2 separate regions of the Homo sapiens genome follow, and region 2 is linked to region 1. Evidence: chromatin loops called from intact Hi-C (ENCODE). Cell type or tissue: endothelial cell of umbilical vein. All regions are shown on one strand. Links, peaks and the distances in the headings refer to the core of each region. The heading gives the core; the rest is flanking DNA.

Evidence for each region. Peaks named below come from ENCODE experiments on the same cell type or tissue, not always from the same donor. Only the 100,000 strongest peaks of a DNase experiment are listed, where the experiment ranks them.
Region 2: a loop joins it to region 1, with 5 times the contacts of the local background. A loop is called at or near these places in 3 of 110 quality-filtered maps.

The regions. Positions count from the first base shown.
Region 1 is chr12:62,898,217-62,910,572 of GRCh38, reverse strand. The region is part of intron 1 of PPM1H (protein phosphatase, Mg2+/Mn2+ dependent 1H); the gene reads left to right. It overlaps LOC105369795 (a long non-coding RNA gene), which reads right to left. Exons shown (of 3, transcript XR_945016.3): 3 at 9,547-12,356. Among named protein-coding and RNA genes, the nearest start is that of PPM1H, 31 kb to the left of the region's middle. RefSeq lists a silencer at 3,164-3,346. In endothelial cell of umbilical vein, for the core only: no CTCF peak of the experiment used is centred there; a DNase peak (open chromatin) is centred at 7,182; H3K27ac peaks cover 825 bases.
Region 2 is chr12:62,841,183-62,853,538 of GRCh38, reverse strand. All of the region lies in intron 1 of PPM1H (protein phosphatase, Mg2+/Mn2+ dependent 1H), which reads left to right. LOC105369795 (a long non-coding RNA gene) reads right to left here. Exons shown (of 3, transcript XR_945016.3): 2 at 2,646-2,798. It also overlaps the pseudogene RNU1-83P. Among named protein-coding and RNA genes, the nearest start is that of PPM1H, 88 kb to the left of the region's middle. In endothelial cell of umbilical vein, for the core only: no CTCF peak of the experiment used is centred there; a DNase peak (open chromatin) is centred at 5,638.

The sequences.
Region 1 (12,356 bases), core at 2,964-10,963:
CATCACAGGCATCAGATTTCTGAATCCAATGTGCTAAATTATTTTTATACAATTGACTTAAATATATTGCTTCATTAAAAAAAAAGAAATAGAGAAAATGTCCAAAGAATTAGTATCTTTCTCTCTTTGAATGCCCTCCTGCCAATACCTGCCCCTGGTTATGTTACTGAAAAGTTCTTTTGAGGGACTGATAATCTTTAGGTTATTCAAACTTTTCCTGAACTACAAAAGAATATGAATAGGCACATCTTAAACTGATTAATATAAATAGACATAAGCATCCCAATGTATTCACTTAATCACAATTTGATAATGTGGCCCACAGCACCTCGTATGGTCTTGTCTCTTTCTGATTCCCTTCCATCCTCCCCTCTCTCCTGTGCTCCATCCACACTCATTCTTTTGCATTTTCTCCAACCTGCTGTCATGTTTCTTCTCCACTCCAGGCTTTTCGTGCATACTGGTTCATCTGTGGAGAATGGCCTCCCCACCACTCTACCTGGTTAACTCCTGCTTAGCCTCAGGTTTCAACTTCAATAGCCCTTCCTCGAGGCCATTTCTGAACCCCAGGATAAATTACCACCTCTCTGCAATTAATGTTATTAAAACCTCCGTAATCTTCAGCACAATAGTTGGTATTATAATTATGTCATTCTTCAATTCCACAATGGTATTCATTATAATACACACTACTGACTTGCTTTAATAATACTTTGAGACGCATTCTTTTGTTCACTGCCACGTGCGAAGGTGATGTTTTAAGTGCTGGGGAAATGGTGAGCAAAGCAGTCTCTGCCCACAGACAGCCTCTATTCTAGTGGGTGAAGCAGATAATTTGCAAATAAATATGTAGTGTGATGACAGCTACCTGTAAGTGCAGGGAAGAGTCCAAAGAATGAGACAGACAAAAAAGAGGGCCATGCTCCTTCACAGAGAGTGTCAGAGAAGAGCCCTCTAGGGAGGTTAGTTGTTGACCTGAGTGAAATCAGAGAGTGACATACATCAACAGATGGGGGCTTAAGAGTGTGCTGGCCAGCAGAAATCAGATGTGCAAGGACACCAAGATTGGGATATGCTTGTTGTGTTTGAGGACCAGCAGGGAGGTGAGGGTGGCTGGGGAGAAGGGAACAAAGGAGAGGGAGATAGGAAATGAGGGTCCAGAGGAGATTAGATGGCTGAGGCCAGTGGCTGCTGAGATGGAAGGTCAGTGGGAGATTTTGCGCAGAGGAACATGGGAAATTGTTTTAGAACGATGGCTTTGGCCACCATGTGGGAGGTAAATTGTAGCTAGCAGGGGCAAAAGCAGGAAAAGCAGTTGAAAGCTTTTGCATTACTCCGGGTATAAGATGATGTCAGTTTGGGCCAGGATGATAGTAGTGGAAGGAATAAAATGCAGTAGGATTCTGGATATAGTTTGAAAGGAAAGATGACAGGATTGATTGGTGAACTGAGTGAGAAAAAGAGGAGTCAAAGATAATTCCGGATTTTCAGCCTGAGAAACTGGGTGAATAGTGGTTCCATTTTCTAATACTTAAGAAGCCCAGGGGATAGGGTGGGGTGGGGGACTGGTGGGAACTGGTGTAGTGTTGTCCTTAAAGGAATGGTCTCCAGAGTCCATTGGCCCAAGTTCCAATCCCAAATCCACCCCTTTAAGCAGATAGTTAATGCCAGTTTTCTCATCTGTAAGCCAGGGATTAGTCATAACTGATAAGATGCATGTGAGGATTAAATAGATAAGGGAAAATGTTTTTCTTAGAGTTGAGAAAACGTGGTCCATAGTAATTTGTAATTATTTGTTTAATATCTACCCACTCTACTGGAGGCTCCTTCGGGGTGTGGTCTGCATCTCTTTTGTTACCCATTTATTCCTTGCCATAGCATAAACTTGGCACTTAAGAGGAGTCCATTCCTTCGGGTGGTTGCAGCCCCTACTATGATACAAACCACACTTTGGCCCCTCAGCCAGCATATTTGTGCCGTGGACTTCTACTCAACCTTATGTGCCATTCTTGGTTAGTTTTCTCCACTTGCATAACATTCAGAGTGCAGATAGTAAATAACTTTTGGTTAGTAAAAATATGCTTTCCTTGGGTAGGATTTTAAAAATAAAATAAAAATGAGCAAAACTCAATTTCTTTCTTTCTTTCTTTTTTTTTTTTTTTTTTGAGACGGAGTCTCGCTCTTGTCACCCAGGCTGGAGTGCAGTGGCATGACCTCAGCTCACTGCAACCTCCATCTCCAGGGTTCAAGCGATTCTCCTGCCTCAGCCTCCTAAGTAGCTGGGATTACAGGCGCCCACCATCACGCCTAGCTAATTTTTGTACTTTTAGTAGAGATGGGGTTTCACCATGGCTGGTCTCGAACTCCTGGCCTCAGGTGATCCGCCCACCCTCGGCTTCCCAAAGTGCTGGGATTATAGGCATGAGCCACCGCACCCAGCTGCAAAACTCAATTTCTAATGACCTGTCATGCATGCACGATTTTGATTGTAAACAAGTCAATAAGGAGATTGTCCTGTACTCATCGTCAATACTTTTTAATCTTGTGTACTACATTTTAAAATAAAGGGAATGTTAATTTCTTTTCTGCCTTGAGCTTTTAAAAATTATCTTAATTGATGTTGCCCTGATAGCTTCAGAGGCTGGTTTTAAAGCCTTTACACTCTGTTCTGAATGTAGAGAGAGCATTACAAGGACAGCCATGAGGGGGAGAAGGGTACTCTTTCTGTCAGCCTCTGGGAGCTGCATTGGTTGTTAGGCACCTTTTTCCAGATCTGAAACTGAAGTGCAGGCTGGTATGGAGAGCTTGTCACACGTGTGTGACTAGTAGAAAACTTAGGATGAGTTCCTCTTTTTGGTACAGGTACACGTTTAAATTCTCCAGGTCACACAGAGCACTATTGAGATTCAGGCTGGAATGATACAGCCTTCTGTGTAACAAGTACTTACTGGATAAACAAAGGAGACTTAGACTAGAACATTTTTATGTTGCTTTTTTGGGAACTGAGTTTCAGAGTTGAGGTTTTTGACTTGGCAATTCATTTGAGAAAGAACCGCTGACAGGTAGTCCCAGTAAAAAGAGTGGGGCAGAGAACCCAAAGGCAGCATGGGACAGTGGAAGAGCCTGCAGGGTTTGGTGGCAAACCTGAACACAGGTCTGAACACTCAAACTGCACTGATGTCCTTGTGCAATTTGCTCATTTCTGCAGAACTCCATTTTCTCCATTACTAAAAGTAGGGTAATAATATCCAGCTCCCAAGACTCGTGATGATGAAATGTAATGATCATGGGAATCTCCCTCTGCAGTGCCTGGCACATGCTGGTGCTCAGTGAGTGCCATTTGCTTTGTTGCCTTTCTCCCATGAGTGAGCATTTAGATTGCATGTCTTAGATGGAGGGTGGGAAGAACAGGGAGAAAGAATTGTAGAAATAATAATATCAGCCTTTCAAAAAGAAAAACATTAAATTTGCCAGGAGAGTAGTTGTCAGGTATAAACCCAAAGATTTGGAGGTGATCGATCTTGTTTGATTTAATCCCTGTAGGGGAAATGGGTCAGTGGAATCTTGAGAGTATTTCTCAGCTCCATTTTCACCCCTCTCCACATCTGAAACTTCACCATTGTATTTCATTGTTCTAGACACATTTATATTCTTCATCATTTCAGATTCATTTTATTTCAAAGCTATAACAGAAGGAACGTGTTGTTACGCTATACATGTCTGATTGGATTTATACAACAAACTGAAGCCAGGTTCTATTGTAGTTCATTTCCCATTATCCCCCTGTCCTACTTTTAATACGGAAGAACTCTTATCAACTGTGTAGCATTTTTATCTCATATCTTCTTCTATTGTTGCCTCTACCTTTTGTTTCCCTTGGGGTCATGGTGATGGAAGAAGTGGATAACTGTGCTTCTGAATAGTCTTTTATGTGGAGAAATACAGTTTACTCCTCTGGACATCATGTTGGTGACCCACTTTATGTATTCTTTAATATTCTAGGGGTTTTTGTTCATAGAGAGAAGCACCTGCTACTATTTGTAATTTAGCGCTCAAACTATTAAATTTGTATCTAAAATCAAACTTTGAAAATTAATTTCTGAAATCTGTTTGAACATGGATTACCGACTTAACTCTTTTAACAACTTAAACTGCAATGTTGATTCTTTTGAGCCCCCTGACACTGGAAACAGCACACAAAGATCCAGTGATTATGAAACATAAAACATACTTAAAGCTGTTGTAAAATACCAATGCCATGGTGGTTCATTTGTTGTTCTTAAACTTGTCTGTTTACTTTCCTAAGTTTGTAGCAACATATATTTTGATAGTGTCCAGTGTTAGAGCAATGTGCATTTTGAGACTTTTCTACAGTAATATAGTACTAGTACATTTCCACAATTACAGAAACTTTATTGGAGCCAGAAAGATAGTCTGACCAGCTGATAACTGATCTAGTTATTTTTGGCCATCTCTAGCTTCATCAAATCCAAGCCACTGGTCATCTGGCTAGGCTCCATTTTATATTTGTCCACAATTTGTTACAGCAGTAAGATTTTGGAGTTATACTTTCCACACAAGTTCTAGTTTTTTTGAAGCATGGTGCTTCTCCCAGAATGTTTTCTTTTCCAAGTTTTGCTTGGCTGGCATCTCATAGTCCATTGTCCTGTCCTCCTAATCTTTGCCTGGTTCTTTGCATCATCATATGGAAGCTACCATATGATCTATTACTATCTCCATTAGTAAGACATGGAAGGGGTATTATCTCCTAGGATATGAGGGATGAAGTCTGTGGTTAATACACCTCTTAGAACATTTAGCGAATTCATCATCTTGACACACTTCGATTTTCTTTCCCCCTGGTTTTTAAGTATGTTAAAGCCTTCCTGTTATTGGTCTACTCTGTCTTACCGAGGACTAGTATTACTAAGTTCCTGATGTTCATTCTTCTCTACTTAAACGGATAAATATTTAATAGAAGAAACAAAACACCTAGCACTCTTCCATTTATTAAAATAAAGTGGAATGGATACTCTCTTCCTTTCTTTTGTATGATAACACCTCATTGTGTGCTTTATATTAACTTTTTCATGTGTGGGATATCATGAAATCATGTCTTTCACATTTAGATGGCCTTACTATTTTTGATGCCCACATTGTCCCATCTTGGCTAGTGATTTGTCTTTTCATCACTACCCCTGAGCTCCATGAACATCTTCTATCTTCCTACTAGCCACACGTTGAGCCTTGCCAATCCCTAACTTTCCCCGCCCCAAGATATGGAACTACCCTCTAAGAAACCCTGGCTTCTTTCTCTGGAGAACAGTTTGACACCAAAATCTAGGTGCTAGTTTTATTTAACAATTACTTACATGATGCTCACTGTGTGAGATACTGTTCTGAGCTCTCTACCAATACTGTCTCATTTAATTGTTGTAACAACCCTATGAGATGGGTACTGTTATCTTTGTCACAGATGAAGAAATTGAAGCCCAGGAGAGAGAACTAGCTTGTTTAGGGTCACACCATGAGTAAGTGGCAGAGCTGGAATTTTAACCTAGAGGGACTGGCTCTGAAGCCCCCTCTTAGCCACTATCCCTGTTATTAGGAGTGAATGCTGCTGGCGTGGGAAAAGGCTGCTGTGGCTGTTAGGCTACATCTAGGTCAGAGCTGAAAAAAAAATGGCCTTTAAAGCTTATAGGTTTGCATTGATTTTTTCTAAGAAATTAATATTTCATATACTAAGATACTGATTTTGGGCACGCTACTATTTTATATACTAATAAGGAAAAGAAGACATTGCAGACTTAACTGTGACACAGTCCACATGCTGATGGTCCTGGTGACCTCTGAATAGCTCACACCAACCTCCGTAGCTTTAAAATGTCTTTATTTCACTTCAAGGGTGGAAATTCCTCCTGCCTTTACTTTCATTGCCTGGCATCTGACAGCAATCCTTTTGCCCATATCTCATAACAAAACATATGGCACCGTTCTGTCTACTGGTCAGTTTCTTCGTTTCTTAGAAGGGCCCATGAAGCCGTCGGGTGCAGCATTGTAAGAAAATATGGCATTGTGTTCACTGATCTATAAGAAATATTTACAGGGAGTTCGAGGTCAGCCTGGGCAATATGGAGAAAGCCCATCTCTACAAAAAATAAAAGAAAATTAGCCAAGCATCATGATGTGTGCCTACGGTCCCTGCTACTCAGAGGCTGAGGTGGGAGGATTGCTTGAGCCTGGGAGGTGGAGGTTGCAGTGAGCCAAGATCATGCCACTGCACTCCAGCCTGGGCAACAGAGTGAGACTCTTTCTCAAAGAAAAAAAAAAATTTATGAAGAACTAATTTTGTACCCCACAGCTCTGTTTGTGGGCCTTTTTGTTACTAGATTACTTTTTTGTTTTAATGCTTTATGTAATGTAGCCTTTTTGAAGGCTTCTTCAATGGTATCTCGGTTCCCTACAAGAAATACCAACAGTGAATGTAATTCCTTTGAAGTGAAGGCAATATGACAGCCTTAACCATTTCGACTTCGTATTACGTTTCTCTATCCTGTTCTTTTTATGGTATGAGGTTTCATCAGTCACTAAGATTTGCTATTACAGGGTGACTCTAAAAAAATAAATCGACCCTTTCAGAAATGTATTACCCATTAATTAGATTAAATATGAACATCAGTGTACACCAAATTTTGCAGCTGCCTTTCTATTTCTCAGTTCTCTTCTAGAAACTGAAGCCTCCCTTACAAATATATTTTGACTGAATGTTCATATATAACCTAGTTATTGAATAACATTTATTGAAATGTTCAATTCTTTTAGACCCCCACCCCACTCCCCCACCCCATGGCAACTAGACACAGTACTGGTTACTTAGTACACATAAGGTTTGCAAATCTTAAGTAAAGTTGATTATTCGTGTCTTATGTTTTCTGCCATTGAAGGAATTGGCGGTGGGTGGATATTTTCCATGATTTTCTGTCTGAGTGTATCTAAAATCACAGAGTTCTTGTGCTCAGTGGTTAAGGGACACCTGGCCCTCAGGCCTAGTTGTTACTTAACCAGAATTAATTTTATTCATCATTGTTATTTTCCTGTCCCTTCCTTCAAATATCACAAAAGCATTAAAATATGGAGGATGAGATTGCATCGCGGGTGGAAGTCTTAAAATAACATTTCAGGGTATTTCTGGACGGTGCATGTGCTTGACTTCCTGTTGCTTTGTCTTTAGCCAAGCTCTGTGTTCTCCTTTTAGAGTTTTTGCCACTGACACGCTTCCACCCCTTCACCAGCTGTTTTATCTTAATCTTAAAAGCATTAAAGAAGCTTTCAGACTTGATGTGGATGGAGGCATGTCTAAAGAAATGAACTGCACCAGCTACTTCAAATGGGAAAAACTTGGAATCTGGTAATGTCTGAATGCAGTGGCCATAAAGCTGGACTCTTGCCAGTGTATTATATTTTCTGTCCATGTGTCTCAGGAGGGGGTGACAACTCACATAGTGAGTTGTCCATATTGGGCAATATAATTGTGTCCTCCAAAAACCAGCAATTTGAGTACTACCTTAGTACCTTGTAAAAAAGCAGTGATCAAATACTTAGTCTAGTGGTATTAGTTCAACCCATTTGATGGGGCAGTATTCCATTTGCCATAGGAGATAGGCCTGTATGATTGCCTAAACTGTGGCTGGATGTTTCAAATCACAAGTGGGCCCTCCATCTAGAGTAGGGCCTCACTGCAACTATTTCCACTATCTTTCTTAGTACTACTCATAATTATTACAGTCATGAGAGCCTCAACCTATTATTGAGTCCTTCAGTATATGCCAGGCATTGGGCCAAGGGTTATACATGTATTATTTTAATTAATCCTTGAAGTAATTCAAAGTCAGGATTGTCACCATGTAGAAGAAGAATGGACCCTTAGAGATTAAATGACTTGTCCAAGGCCTCAGCCAACAAGGGGAAGAGTCAGGATTTTGACTCAGGTAGGCTACCCCCAGGGGCGGGGGGACCCCATGAGAGCCTTATCAGGCTGTGCTGAAGAAGGCTGAGTCCTGGGATCCAGAGCTTTGTCTGGAAAATGTTCCAGTGTTGGGCAGTCACAAACAGTGCTAAAGTATCTCAACTTTGTAAACTGTTTTAAAAATCCTAAATTTTTTTAAAAAGCTTTTATTTTTATTATTTTTTTATTTTATTATTATTATTATTATTATTTTGAGTTGGAGTCTTGCTCTTTTGCCCAGGCTGCAGTGCAATGGTGCGATCTCGGCTCACTGCAACCTCCGCCTCCCGGGTTTAAGTGATTCTCCTGCCTCAGCTTCCCAAGTAGCTGGGATGCCCACCACCACGACCGGCTAATTTTTGTATTTTTAGTAGAGACGGGGTTTCGCCATGTTGGACAGGCTGGTCTCGAACTCCTGACCTCGTGATCTGCCCACCTCAGTGTCCCAAAGTGCTGGGATTACAGGCATGGGCCACCGCGCCTGGCCAAAAAGCTTTTATTTTAAAGTGTTTCATATATTGGTTAGTCATCCCTCTGAATCGGTTTTAGAGGAACCCTTTAAAGTAGGCAAACCATGTTTCAGATGGATTATTTCGTATTTGTTTTCTGTTTTATTATCCCATTTTATTCTAATCTTAGAAGCTAATGTCAGAAGTAGTAGCTGGTAGAACTTGAAGGCAAGGAGGCTTGCCTTCATTTGAAACCAAGTCCTCCTTGCACTTCCCTCCTGCAGGTTCAAGGACAAATGGCATTCAGGAGCCCCAGGGATGCCTGGAGCAGAGGATCTTTCTGCTCAAAGCTACCTGTCAGGGACTTCCTACCATGGCACCTAAAAGCATTTTAATAGTCATTAATTGGCTATCATGTATAGGAAGGATTTTCTTTACCTGTTAGGAGTGTTAAGAATGTGTCCCACTTAGAGAATAGCTCTGCTTCTTAAATTTAACTTGATAGCCTTAACAGCAAGTGTGTGTGTATTAATATGATTGCACTTTTGTAGAGGCAATTTCTATAAAGACGTATATAATTTTAGAACAAGTACTATTGACAGTCCCCCTCAGCACAAAAACATAATTTTACCCAAAAGGCCTCTGTTGCCTGAAGGCACAAACTGCCAACATTTCTCTTTGGCTTGCCTCAGATTTCATCTGTGAAGTGGCAAGCTTTTAATGAAACTAGACAGTAAGTTCCATTATTAATGATATTCAATCTTTTCCTCCAATTCAAGAAACTTAAAAATAGAAATCTGAGAATTAATTGGATTTGGTTGATGATAATTGTCATTTCTTCATTGTAAATGTAAGCTCACCTCCCAAGGGTTTTGAAAAAGTGATTGGCTGTTGCCCACTGGGAACATATGGTATCAGTGAATACTAATATTCATTGTGCAACAGAATGCTCTTTGCTGTGATTAGAAGGCACCAAACTTGCAGGACTAGAATCTCTGCTGTGTTCTGAGCAAACTACATGATGCAAAAATGTATCCGGCTACATGGAAATAGAGGCGGATGACTCTCCAAGTTCTCTATGTTCCCAGAGCTTGTCTGGGTTTAAGTGGTGGTGGCAGTAAGGGGGAAAGACCAGAGAGTTTAGAGAGGGTGAGATCTCAGATGTGACTCGGAAATTATATCATAGCACATGGAAATAGAAATATGTAGGGGCATTGAGAAAGGCATGCTCAAATTAGTCCTTGAACTCTGGAAACAGAATGTGTAAGGTCAGCATAGCAATTGGGTATAGCCTTGAAACCAGACACCGGGGCTTAAGTCCTATCTGTACTATGTCCCCTGTGACACTGAGCAGTTTCCTCCCCTGGCCTGGCTTCCCTTTTTGTAAAATCAGGAATTAGTATGTGGATTAGGTTAGATGGTATAAGGACAATGTTGGCCTGTAGGAGATGCTCAGAAGATATTAGTACCTCCTCCACCCGCATTCGTTTCCACGTAGTCCTTTCCTTTTTTTTTTTTTTAACTACTGGTAAGCAAATTCCCATTTCTTCTTCCCTTCTTTCTTTATTATTATTATTATTATTATTACATTTTAAGTTCTAGGGTACATGTGCACAATGTGCAGGTTTGTTACATATGTATACATGTGCCATGTCGGTGTGCTGCACCCATTAACTCATCATTTACATTAGGTATATCTCCTAATACTATCCCTCCCCCCTACCCCACCCCACAACAGGCCCCTGTGTGTGAGGTCCCCCTTCCTGTGTCCAAGGGTTCATGTCCTTTGTAGGGACATGGATGAAGCTGGAAACGATCATTCTCAGCAAACTATCACAAGGACAGAAAACCAAACACCGCATGTTCTCACTCATAGGTGGGAATTGAACAATGAGTCCTTTCCTTCTTATCCAAACGAGGAAGTCAGTATTCAGAGAAACTAAATGGCTTGCCTGAGTGGCAGAACTGAGACTACAGCTCGGTGTTAGTCCATTTGAGCTGGTATAACAAAATATCACAGACTGGGTGCTTATAAACAACAGAAATTTCTCACAGTATTGGAGGCTGACAGTCTGTGATCAGGGTGCTGGCATGGGCCTTCTCCCAGGTTGTAAACTGCAGACTTCCTATTGTGTCCTACATGGCTGAAAGAGGGTGAAGGAGCTCTCTAGGGTCTCTTTTATGAGGGCAGTAACCCCATTTGTGAGGGCACCACCCTCACCTCACCTTCGTAATACCATTGCATTGGAGGTTAGGATTTCAACATATCAATTTGGAGTGAACATAAACATTGCCTGTTGCAAGCCTAGACTACTTTAGTCCTACTCTCCAAAGTTACTGTAATGCTTTACAAACGTATGGGGTTGGGCTGGCATGAAACCCTAGTGAGGACTGAGGCTGTTTGAGCTTTGTTGTCTTTACAGTTGAGTTCAGTTGTGTTTCTTTGCAAACAAATAAAGCCTGTGTATCTGTCTCAGCAAAGCTGGCCTGTCCCTGCGGTTCTCTGCTGTTAGTTAAGGGGCCCATATAAAAGCTCTTTAATAACTATGCACATAGATATTTTAAAATGTCAAAGTGCATCCTTTTTAAAGAGAGGGGTGCGTCTCTGAGGTTTGTCAGTCAGACTTTTGTAAACTTAGCCATTTCCTCATTGATTTACCATCTAGTTTCAGTTATATTGAGTTTAAATTTTTAATTTTTTTTAGTGTTTTTAGGGATGGGGGTCTCTCTGTGTTGCCTAGGCTGATCTCAAACTCCTGGCCTCAAGTGGTCCTCCCACCTTGGCCTCCCAAGTGTCTGGTATTACAGGTGTGAGCCACCACGCCCAGCTTTTGTTGGGCTTTTTGATCACCAGTTGTCATGGGCACCTATCGCCTTTTTGTGTCTTTCCCCAGGCTGTCAGATAGCTAATAAAAAAATACATACAAAAGTGCACCTAGGAGTTTTAAGGGAAAAAGTAGTCTTTTGTGATACCATTATGCTATGATATATCTGTTTAATAACATACTGTATAAATTAAGGAACTAGAATATGACTGTAATAACACGTATTACTGTTAATATATGCTATTGTTCCCGGCTTCACATACTGATCTTTGATTACAGTTTATCCCTAAGAGTGATCAACATCCCCTAACCACTCATGAGAAATCTTGATGTACACGAGCCTTTCAGTGGCCTTCCCAGTGTCTGAACCCAGTGGACGGCTGCTTCTCTTTCAGTGGAAGGTTGACTTTCCTGTTTTCCTTCAGTAAGGAGTAGAGGGTACACAAACTTTAATGTATGTAAATTAAGAAAGCAGATTGCCACAGAGCCAGAGATGATCAATTTTGAAGTTTCCATGAGTCATACAGGCATTCAGTAATATGTTTCAGGAAGTTGTTTGGAGAAATGTGGGTTGGTAATTACCAAATAAATTTCTACCTCTAACTGGCTGCCTTTTTGAGGCTTCTTTGCAAGTATGCCTATTTTCTAAATTTGGAAAAAATCTGTGTATTTGAGCCCTGAAAAAGACAGTCTCTTAGCAACACGTGACAACAAAGAGGAACAAATTAAGAAGTGTGTTGTGATTTGTGTATGTTTGCACTGTTTTGAAAACCACCCTAAAGGTAAGTATTTTTAAAGCTGTTTATAACATTTGGTAAATTTAACCTAAAAAGTATCAAAACCAGGAGTGGTGTCTGTTCTCTTTTCAGTGCGTTTTTTCCTTTGTCGCCCCACACTGAATATTTTTGGCCACTTGGAGGACATACGTGGGCATTCATAATTAAGAATTAATTAAAAGTGTCTGCTTGGAGGACTTTCTGCTCCGTACTTAATTAACTTAAAAACTTATTGCCTTGATAAACAGATGGATCATTTTAAAAGAAAAAACAGAGTTCACCCTCACTTTAGACATCTACA
Region 2 (12,356 bases), core at 2,386-10,385, 56 kb after region 1:
ACTGTGGTTAGTATATGTGCATTGAAACTCCTCCCATTCTTGATATTTTCTTTTATTCCTTTTTCTATAATTTTGAATTTTACATATGTTTTCACATTTTATTTTATGCATCTGTAAAAACTTTCATTTCCTCATAGGATTAAAGCAAGATGTAGATTCTTCTCTCAACCTTTTATTAAACATTTCAAACATGTAGAAGTGTTGAAAGAATAATTTAACGTGTACCTGAATATCTTTCACCTAGATTCATGTTATTAACATTTCGCTAGTTTGCTTTATCTCCCTAAATACATTTTTTCCTTTGAATCCTTTTAAATTATCTAACCCTTAAATATTTCAGTCTGAATCACCTAAGAACAAGCACATTTCTCCTGCAGAAGCACAAACCATTATTGCCCCCGAGAAACTTCTCATTGATTCATGACATATGGTCCATATTTGCATTTCCACCGCCCCCATCCCAGAAATGTCTTTTTATGGCCTTTTTATTATAAGGTTGACCTTTTGAAGAAACCAAACTAGTTTTCTACAGACTATCATAATGTTTTAGTTTTTTCTAGTTGTTTCCTTGTGATGTTTAGCCCAATTCTCTATCTCCTTTGTTTCCCGTACACTGGGATTTATGCTTAAAGGCTTAGTTAGATTGGGAAGAATACTTTCTAGCTGATGCTGTGCATTTCAAGTTGCGTCACATCAGGAGATGTATCCCACTCATGCAGTGCCGGGTCATCCCACTCACAGGACCCATGTTTGATCACTTGGTTTCACCACCATATCTTTCCCTTGTAAAGGTATGTTTATCTCCATGAAATTAGCAAGAAATCTGTGAGGTGGCACCACGTAACCACTCTTTTGACAATAATCTTTCATCTAAGAGATTTAGCATCTGTGGATGATCTTTGCCCAAACCAATTATGTCATTGCAGATTGCAGAATGATTATTTTCCAATTATCAATTCCTCTACATGATGGCATTTTTCTGTAAAAAATAACATTTCTTTATTATTTCTTAGTCTGGGCTGCTGTAACAAAGTATCGCAGACTGAGTGGTACATAAACAACAAATTTACTTTTCACAGTTCCGGAGGCTGGAAGTCAGATCAGGGTGCCAGCATGGTCAGGTTCCAGTGAGGGCCCTCTTCCTGGTTATAGACTGCCACCTTCTTGTAGCCTCACATGTAGGAAAGAAAGCCAGAGAGCTCCCAGGGGTTTCTCTTATAAAGGCACCAATCCCATTCACCAGGGCTCCACCTTCATGACCCAATTACCTCCCAAAAGCCCCATCTCTTTTTTTTTTTTTTTTTTTTTTTGAGACAGAGTCTCGCTCTGTCACCCAGGCTGGAGTGTGGTGGCACAATCTCGCCTCACTGCAACCTCTGCCTCCCAGGTTCAAGCAATTCTCCTGCCTCAGCCTCCTGAATAGCTGGGATTACAGGCGCCCGCCACCACGCCCAGCTAATTTTTGTATTTTTAGTAGAGACAGGGTTTCACCATATTGGTCAGGCTGGTCTCGAACCCCTGACCTCATCCACCCACCTCAGCCTCCCAAAGTGCTGGGATTACAGGCGTGAGCCACCGCGCCCGGCCATCCAAAAGCCCCATCTCTTAACAGCATCCTATTAGGGGTTAGGATTTCAACATATGAATTTTGGCAGAGACACAAACATTCAGTCCATAGTACTTTATTAACTGGGAAAAAACTAGTTTTTTTCTCAGCAAGATAGGTCAGTGTTTAATTTCTCTCCTTTAATTATCAATTTTCAGAATAAGTAACTAGTATAATAGTCACCTTCAGTTGTAACAATTTAGTTTTTTGTTTGTTTGTTTGTTTGTTTGAGATGGAGTTTCACACTTGTTGCCCAGGCTGGAGGGCAATGGCACGATCTCGGCTCATGGCAACCTTCACCCCCCGGGTTCAAGTGATTCTCCTGCCTCAGCCTCCCAAGTAGCTGGGATTACAGGTGCCTGCCACCATGCCTGGCTAATTTTTGTATTTTTGATAGAGACAGGATTTCACCATGTTGGCCAGGCTTGTCTTGAACTCCTGACCTCAGGTGATCCACCCACCTTGGCCTCTGAAAGTGTTGGGATTACAGGCGTGAGCCACTGCGCCCAGCCCTAGCAATTTAGTTTTATTTTTCCTTTTAACTAGCACTGTAGATTTAGGGATTTCTTTTTTCTCTGTGTTAATATTTGTTTGTTTTTGATGTTAATTGACTCAGAATTAACCAGTGATAGCCCCTTCAAACATACTCCTGTGTCCTTCTGAAATGCCCTATTATCTTTGAGTGCTTTTATGCTTTCTGGCCCTACAAGCTGCCTCTGCCTCACCTTACACTTTTACTGTCTCGTATCTGGAATCACCATTTTGCCAAGAAACGCTGGTTTCTTTCAGTGGGGAGTAGTATTTGGAAACCAAAGTCTGGGTGTTTAGAATGCTCACAGTCCTAGGATGTCCTTGTTTCCAGGCCCTTTGAGTAGACAGCATTAAAAAATACATGTATTTCAACAGTTGACTTCATATTGATATCTCCAATTCAAATTTAACATTACAAGGTTTTTCTTCAATTTAATTTATATTTATTGCCTTACATTAACAATTATGGCTGTTAATAAATAACATTTATTCTATATCCCATTCTTACCTGGCAGGGGAGATAACATGATCACGAAGGTGGTTTTCCCAGGGCGAGGTTTATCCATTGCACTCTGGGTGTGCTGACCCCTGTGATTTCCCCAAAAGTGCGAAACTCGACTGCATGATTTGTGGTAGTGGGGGACTGCATTCATGCTTTCCCCTAAAAAAGAAAAAAGAAAAAAATATAAATATATATATATTTTACCTATATGTTACTAGAATATATATTTTATATAATATATATTTTAAAATATATCTTTATATATCCATATATACATAGTTTCAACATGTCAATACCAATATTTCTAACAGTAAAACTGCCAAGGACATTTTGGGATTTTTTTGCTTTTTACAGTTTTCCTCTTTAGATTTTTGTCCTATAGTTGTTTAAAAGTCACTTGCATTTTTTGATTACTAATTTGTATTGTTAGATTACCAATTTGCTATGCAGTTAAGTTTTTAATTATTGGGTGTGCTTTCAAAAATTTTTATTTAATTTTCAGGAGTCAAAATTATTTTTAAAAAATAATTTGAAAGTTTAAAACTAAATTATCAGTAAATCTTTAACTACAAAAACATATATATTAAGTTTTGAAATGTCCATGGAATTTGAAGCTAACTTAAAAAAATTGTTGCCCAGGCACAGTGGCTCACACCTGTAGTCCCAGCACTTTGGGAGGCCAAGGCAGGTTGATTGCTTGAGCCCAGGAGTTTGAGACCAGCCTGAACAACATGGTGAAACCCTGTATCTACAAAAAGTATAGAAAAAAAATTAGCCAGGCATGGTGGCTCACGTCAGTAGTTCCAGCTGCTTGGAGGCTGAGGGAGGAGGATTGCTTGAGCCTGGGAGGTTTAGGCTGCAGTGAGCCATGATCACACACCACTGCACTCCAGCCTGGGTGGCAGACTGAGACCCTGTCTCAAAAAAATAAAAAAGTAAAAAATTGTTATTTAATTACTCTGTAAATTGCTATTTATAATTTCTAGAAAGTTGTGACAGCATTTTAGAGCAGTTGTTTAACAGTGTCACCTTTGGATTAGAGCTAAAATTTGTGTAGAGGCATGGATGCTCTTTCAAGTTTTTAACTTATTCATAAAAAGGAAGCAGACAAGTGAAATACTTCCCTGGAAACGAATGCATTCCATCTCAGACTTAGTGCATTTTATCATCTTAAAACTTTTCTTCCTCTGGGAGGGGAGAGTATTTTAGTACTTTGAATTTTATAGTCCTTACCAGTGGCCACTGATAACCTCTTTGCCATATCTAGTGGGCACTTGAACTTTTCTTAGCACCTGGCACCTTTCCCTCTTAAAACCTCACACTTGGCTTGTATGATACTAGTGGACCCTTGGTTTTCCTTCTAGATCTGAGAGCTGCTCAGCTTCCTTTCTCTGCTGCATAGGGTAGTGGGTGAATAGGCTTTGGAATCAGGTGGGATATCAGTCTGATATTACCACCCAATGGCTATCTGACCCCAGGTCAATCAGCTTTCTGGATTCAGTTTTTATAGAATGGGACAGATAATACCTTCCCTATCTATCTTGTTGTTGGGAGGCTCAACTGAGACAATATGCAATTAAATCACAAGTATTTACAAGTGTTATTTCAGTCCTTTTTCTTTCTAGTAAAAGTGTGTTGTAATTGATAATTTAGATAGTGTATCATTATCTTTGATATAAAAAGAGTTGTCCCAGATGGTTATTCACCTTTCAGGTTGGATGTGCTGAGCAATCCAGATGCCCTGTACCCCTTTGTATGGCAGCCACTTCCGCCTTGGGAAACAAGCTTCCTGTGTGTCCCCTGCCCTCTCCCACCCTCTGTTACCATTTCTTTTCTATTCCCAACCATTTCCTAACAGGAATTCCATGTGAGGTAGTCTCTCACTCACCACTATTCCCACTCCCTTCCCCTGCAGCTAATGACCTGCCAGTATTTTTGTTCCCAACTTTTTTGGGAGTCCCCATTATCCTAGTCCCCAGTCCCCCTTGTCCCACTCCCAGTGACTGCCCCCCCAACCCCACCAGGTTTATGTTCCTATTACCATAATTCAATGCCTCACTAGGATCCCCTTTCCATCTCTAGGAGTCTCTTGAGCTTCTGACTCTGGTAGTACCAGCCACCACCAGTGGATTATAAACTAAGGGTATATCACGTACAATTCTCTAGCTCAGTGGAATGAGGCTGAGGTTGCAGGGGAATTCCAGTGCTTGGTGAAATTAAAACGACCATGATTCATCCAGGCCAGTGCAACTCAGTCATCATCAGTAAACCCAAAGTGTCACCACCACTTGGGAGCTTTGCTCAGATCCTACCTTAGATCTACTGAGTTTGAATCTCTGAGAGTGGGGCCCTAAAATCAATGTTTTAAGAAGTCCTCCAGATGACTCATAGGCACATGAAAATCTGAGAACCATTCTACCCAACAGAGCTTGGAATTCTAAATATAGCTTGCCATGGAAAGTGTCCTAGATTGCATTTGTAGTCATTTAGTATTGTGTTTTATTAAGTTGTGGTTTAATAAAATTTTCAGGTAAGCCTGAATCTAACGGTGATTTGGTGTTGGTTTTGGTTAATTCATATATCAAGTTTATCAGTCATCTTATTAATGAACTTTTGCACCTTAGTTATTTTTGGAATAAATTAATGAGTTAGGAGCTATTTTGAAAATGTAGGATGTAAGAATTTTATGTATTTACTGATTAATTTATACTTCATGTCAATACAGAAAGGATATTTTGCAACCAGCATACAAAAATATATGCAATTTAGAAATGTAATGAAATGAAAATTAACCTCATGGTCCTTTTTATGAAGAAAAATTTTTCCTCATGATTTCCTCTCTTATGCTTCTGGTTCCGCTATTAAAATTTATTCTCAGCCATTGAGAACTCATTTCTTACCATAGGCAGGATTCTGGAACAATGAGATCTATTTTAATCTCTAGATTAAAATGCAATAAGGAAGGTAAACAGTTACCTCATTTTGAGTCTGTGGAATTTCCAACAATTTCTGAGTCCTTCCGCATCCCAGGCCATGGGAGTGATGATTTGTTTTTTTTTCAGTTGCTAGATTTCTGAACAGCTTACTGTCTACTCTTGGTAAGCTTCAGTAATAGTTATCTATGTAAGTTTAACAGCTTTTTTTTTGAATCCTTAAAATAAACTTTGATTTACTCAATTGATAATAAATCAAAGATATTCAGAAGATTAAATATGCCTGATCAGTGGCTGTCAGATGTTTACCTCACTGGCTTGCTCTGGTCATAACTGGCAAAAATTTGCTACTTCTTGTTGTCTTTTACCTCTTAGCACAGGATGTTAGGTAGAGATCCTTGAGCTTGTGATATAAATTTTAACCCTGAATTATAATTTCTCCCCTGAAGTCAACAAACCTTTCATTTAGTAGGTACTTGACTGCCTGCAGTATATCAGGCACTATGCTAATCTCTGAGAATACAGAATTAAATAAGTTTCTACCCCTACCTTCACGGCCCTTGCAGTTTAATAATGATAGTATAGTGAGGGTGTATTGAGAGTTGGGTCTTGCTATACTCTAGCTTGCAATTGACAGCCATTCAAGGGAAATTTATTAGAGAATATTGGGGTTACCCAGATATTCCAAAGACAAATGGGTCTTGGGAACACCTAGAACTAGGGACTCTGTTGAGATTCTATTTCCAACATGTACTCTTCTCACAAATATGTACTCTTCTCCTCTTTGTCTCTCCCTCTCTTCCCCTTCTTGCCTTCTGCTGCCTTTTTCTTTCTTTCATTTTTCACAGAAGGGCCCTAATTGGCTCAGCTCAGAGATCAGGTGGCCATCCCTAAACCAGTCACCTCTGGCCATGGAAAAACCATATGAATGGGACGGAGGAGGGTGGGAAGGAAAGATGATGTCTAGGAGAAAGGGAGTCTGGGCAGATAAAAACATCTCTGACAGGTATATGCACTTTACATTTATGCATTCTCTTAGTCCACACAGTAGCCCATTAACCTCCCCAAGACACACAACTAGCCAGTGGCAGAGCTAGGATACCAATCCAAGTTTCTGGTGATTTCCATACTATGAGCACTGTGCTACTTACTGGTTACACTGCAGTCTTTAAGAACAATAAAGTGCATGCAAAATAGCCTTAACAAACTGAATACTGAAGGACAAGGGATGTTTGTCAGACAAGAGGAGGTTAGGTCATTGCAGGGGGTGGAAAAGGCATGTGAGAAGGAATCGTGGTATGTAGCAACTGGGTGCTTTTTGTAAACCACAAACTGTTTATTATGGCTAAGGATGAGGGGGTGCGAGGAGACCAGATGGGGGAAGCTGAGGATATTCAGAGGGCCCGTCAGGAAGACACTGATATGGTAAGCTAAAAAGTTAAAAAAAAAAAAAATTTTTTTTTTTTTGAGGCGGAATCTCGCTCTGTTGCCCAGGCTGGAGTGCAGTGGCGCAATCTCGGCTCACTGCAACCTCCGCCTCCTGGGTTCAAGAGATTCTCCTGTCTCAGCCTCCTTAGTAGCTGGGACTACAGGTGCCTGCCACCATGCCCAGCTAATTTTTGTATTTTTTTTAGTACCGATGGTTTTGCCATGTTGGCTAGGCTGGTCTCGAACTCCTTACCTCAGATGATCCGCCTGCCTTGGCCTCCCAAAGTGCTGGGATTACAGGCGTGAGCCACCGCACCTGGCCCAAAAGTTTAAATTTTATCCTGAAATCTTCAGAGCCCATTTGGAGATATTTGAGCATGGGAGAGACATGGCCACATTCACGGTTGAGAAAGGTCAGTCCGGGCCTGCTGTGCAGGATTTACTAAGAAGAGACGACAGGTTAGGAGGTTTAAATATTGGTGCCTGCTGGATGTGACAAGGGCCTGGACAAGGCATGGAAATGGGGATGTAAGTCATAGTTATGACTTAGCCCCGCAGGCTGAGAAGCTAGATGTGGGGAGAGTAGTAAGCTGGGAGGACAAGGATGCTCCTTGGAATTCTTTGTCCACTAAGACAAAGAACACCAGAAGGAGGATTGTATTTGAGACAGGAAGGAGACAGCAGAAGGAAGGAGAAATGAATATAGGGTTGGGCAGCTTGCATGTTGTGCAACATGCAAAGGCAGATATTCTACAGGTATTTGGAAACACAGGCCAGGCACCCCCAGAGATCTGTACTGTAGATATGATTTTGGCAGTGCTTAGTGTTTGGATCTTAAATGAAGCCTTGGGAATAGAGACGATCTCCCAGGGAAAGTTGTCTGGGGAGGAAGAACAGCAAGCCACATTTGCAGCCCCAAGGAACAGCAGCACTTGAGGTTCCCTTGTACACCCGTATTAAAGGTCTAGTTGGGGATAGGAAGTCAAGTCAATGAAATTTCCATTTTTACAAGACTTTCCATACCTCATATATGGTCTACCAGGTGTCAGAGAATTGCCTCAGCAAGAAGTACCACTCCCCTTTTCTAAAACTATGTTCCATGTAAATTTTAGCTCTGAAAGAAGTATAGATTTTGTATTAACTACAGATGGAGGCAAGAAGAGGATGGAGGTATAGGCTCAACAGTTAGAAAAGAAGCCTTAGGAACTTCCCATTCCATGCAGAGATCCTCAGAGTATCCCTGGGAGGTCATAAGCCAGCTTTTGGACATTTCCAGTGAAGGGAATTCTACTTTTTGAGGTAACTCATTGCATGGCTGGGTAGCTTCAAACCGATAGTGTCAGAATTATCTTTCTGCTACTTCCAGGTCCTGTTTAGACCTTTGGAATTTCCCTCCTTTGCAGTAGTCTTTTGATGTTGTAAAAGAGCCATCCTGGCCCTCCAGGGCCTTCTTGGTCGGCTCTAACTGTTAATAGGGTGAGAACTTATTTATAAGGCAGAAGCCAGAGGTGGAATTTGGATGAAGAGGTACCCTAGGCTCTGACATCTATCAGCTACTTCTTTGCTGGAGAATGTTTAGGGGTCACTTTAACATATCCTACTCCCAAGCTCATTTCCTAGTAGAAGTGCTTATAATTAATTTTTTTCTATGGAATGCAGAAATCAAATGAGGAGAAACTCCAAATATTGTAAGCTTTAAGAAATATATAGGCAGGCTTAGAACACCGTCATTATTCTAGTCTCTCTCCCATGGGGTGTTATGGCAAAATGAGTTCATTTGTTTATTCATTCAATTAACATTTATCGAGTACCTACTCCGTGCTATGTGATTTGAGATAGGGAGAACACAACTGAAATAAACACACAACATTTTGGAACACATCTACCCTTGACTAATTGAAATATATTGGTAGTCCACCTTGTCCTTTTTATTTAAGGATGGTATTAAGCATCTAATTTAAAATCGCTTACATTCAGCGCATTTGTCTCCTTCAAAGTGTGAAATTAAATAATCCAAACTTAAAGCTGTTGGAACTTTAAGTTATCTTGAGCCTTGAGGGGAATGTGGCTACGTAGCCTGAATCATGTAGCATGCAGTTGCTATTTCTGCTTTTTCCTATAAATGATTAGCAATGAAGAAGCAGCATCAGAGATAAGACGCCCCCCTTGCCCCTCAGAACATTATTTCTCCTCAGGAATGCTAAAGCAATCTTCCTTGGAATGTAGTAATCCATACTAAGCAAATCACTGTAATGTTACATACTGGCTTTGTACAGAAAGTGCTGAACCCTGCTAAAACTGTTTCTGCCTATATAAGTGAAACCTTAGCTTCCCCACTTTGGAACACCAACCCCATCCATTTGGAGTGTGTGCTGCCCAGGTGGCTGTTCTTAAGCTTTGCACTGCGCTGGAATAAACTCGATGCTTAATCATAATTTCTGAATCTCGTTATTTAAGGTTGACAAAGGCAAAGTCTTATTGTACTTTCTAGCTTCCTTAGGGTAGAGAAATCAGTTTGCCTAAAATGAAACTCAGATGGGTTATTCTGAGACCTCAAGGGCTAAATTAGCATGTTCTTTCCCTTGTAAATTAGGGAGACTTGGATTGCTAACTGAGCTTTGCCCTGGGTCTGGGGACAAAGGTAAAAATATTTGATCAGATAACAGCTAGTTTTCAAAGGGCTACTTGATGTATTGTTCAGTCTTTAATCTGGAAACACACTTTCTCTGCAGGTTAATTAACACTAGGGTAAAGATTTTTCAAAGCAGATTGTTTTCAGTTAAAATAAAGTACTTTTTTTAAAAAGTACTTTTTAAAAAAGACTGAAGTAGTAAGGGGAAAATTAATTATCACTTTTAATGTACATTTGCAGTAATACTGTGCTTGCCTTGGAAAAAATATATTGAAGTACTGAAACCATGTGAAGTGTCACAATTCCTTCTTGTGTTACCTGTGTTTTATTTATAGTCTGTTGTGCAACTAATTGCAAGATTATCATATGTGTGAGCACAATACATAATGTAAAACCTCAGTTGCTATAAGAAGATATCAGAATGGCTCACCTAGGACATTTACCTAAATAAGTCATCATGCATATGACATTGATTTGGCCAATAAAATGAGGATAATAACAACACCTTTCTCACGTTTACAGTTGAAAGCATTAAGTTGTTAAGTATAAAACACTTGTGGTTTTTTGTTTGTTTGTTTGTTTGTTTTTTTGAGACAGATTCTCCCTCTGTTGCCTAGGCTGGAGTGCAGTGGCGCCATCTCGGCTCACTGCATCCTCCACCTCCGGGGTTCCAAGCAATTCTCGTGCCTCAGCCTCCCAAGTAGCTGGGACTATACGCACGCACCACCATGCCTGGTTAATTTTTGTATTTTTAGTAGAGACAGGGTTTCACCATGTTGGTCAGACTGGTCTCAAACTCCTGACCTCAAGCAATCCGCCGGCCTCAGCCTCCCAAAGTGCTGGAATTACAAGCGTGAGCCACCATGCCCAGCCTATGAAACACTTTTAACATTTCTTTTTTTACAACAGTCAGACAGCTACCATATGAGAAAAATACTGTTCATTATCCCCATCTTATGAGAAACTGAGGCACAGGGAAATAACTTGCCAAAAGTAGTGCAGTTACCTACTTGCGGATCCAGGATTCAAACCTAGGGAGTCTGGTTCCAGAGTCTCTCTGCTCTTAAAAGCTGTATGAGACTGCGTCTCCAATTTCTAGCAGAGAAAAAACCTGTCTACCTGCCCCTCCCATGTTTCCTGCTTTGCTGTATGTTTAGGTGGAGTGGCCTCCTATGTGAAGGTGGATAGCACCTCTTTAAAGATAACTCCCAAGTTAGGGCTTAAAACCCTCCTTACTACATAACAGTCCCCTTCTGTATAACTTTATTCCTCTTGTGTTACTTTAAGGTTTAAAGAAAAATACCAGAGGCCTAGATAGTCCAATATTTTCTTTATCCAGCAACAAGGAGAAAGCCTAGGTGGTGTCTGGGATTTTTGAGGACCTGTCAATTAAAAATGTATATGTTTTATCTGAAGTCTGTTGAGATTAGAATACTTCTGTCTTTTGGTTTCATATTTTATTAGTTTCAGGCTTTTTAAAGTTTGGGTTTTTAAATTACACATTTGAAACTGACTTTCAAAAAAAATTTTGTTTAAATTACACATTTGAAACTGACTTTCAAAAAAATTTTTTGTTTAAAAAAATTTCTCACATTGCCGATAGTACTGATACAGCTGGTAAATAAAACAAAATCTGATCTTTAGAAAAGCAGAACTTTGCTTTTTTTCCCTTAATCACCAACAGATGCAAATAGCTATATACAAATGATATTGTTCTAAACCTGCAAAAAGCATTTTTTCTGCTTTATTTTATGCAAAACTTCAACACTTCAATCTTATTTGGATTGGCGTTTATTTTGATTTCAGTTGGCTCCAACAGAGCAGCACTGGGGCCTTCTACGGGAATTGTTCCAGCATCTGACAGAGCACAGACTTCCTTATTTAAATAAGGAAGTTGGACATTGGTGGTATTAATGGTTTTGCCAAGGGGACCCAGAGGATTATTGAAAGGAAATACACAAAGATGACTTTCTGATTTTCATTTTTACTATGTTAAATGTTCATTTCTAAACAACCAATATGAAGAAGAAAACGCTGATATTTATGGGGGGAAATCTATGAGGCAACATTATATCTTCTTTTGATCTTTATTGTTTGTTTTTTCATTCTCAGTTATTTAATTATATTGGTGAAGGGGATAGAAGTTAGTGATGGCCTCCAAATGGTAAAGCAAAGTGTATCCACAGCTAATGTTACTACTAATGCCAAACTGCATGTTAAGTTCTACCCAAACCTGTATCTCTCTTTTGCTTCACCTATGTATTACGTGTAACTATGTGAAATCGTCAGTATTCAACTGTTTTTGATCTGCAAAAACAATTTCAGATAATTCAACCTAATAAGTTCAGGGGTCAGTACACGTTTTCTGTAAAGACCCAAATAGTAAGTAATTTTGGCTTTGTGAGCCAGATAGTCCCTGTTGCAACTACTAATAACTCTGCCATTATAGTATGAAAACCACAAGAGACAATATGTAAATGAACGAATGTGGCTGTGTTCCAGCAAAACTGAAATTTGAATTTTACATAATGTTGACATGAAATATTCTTTTTTCCCCCCAGCTACTTAAAATATAAAAATCATTCTTAACTTGCAGGCTGTGTAAAAACAAGCAGTGTCCAGCTTTGGCCCATGGGCAATAGTTTGCCAGCCACTGTTTAAGTTGAACTTGGCAGCTACTGACTTTGAAATTTCTGGTACCTTGTACTCTCTTTTCATTGACCT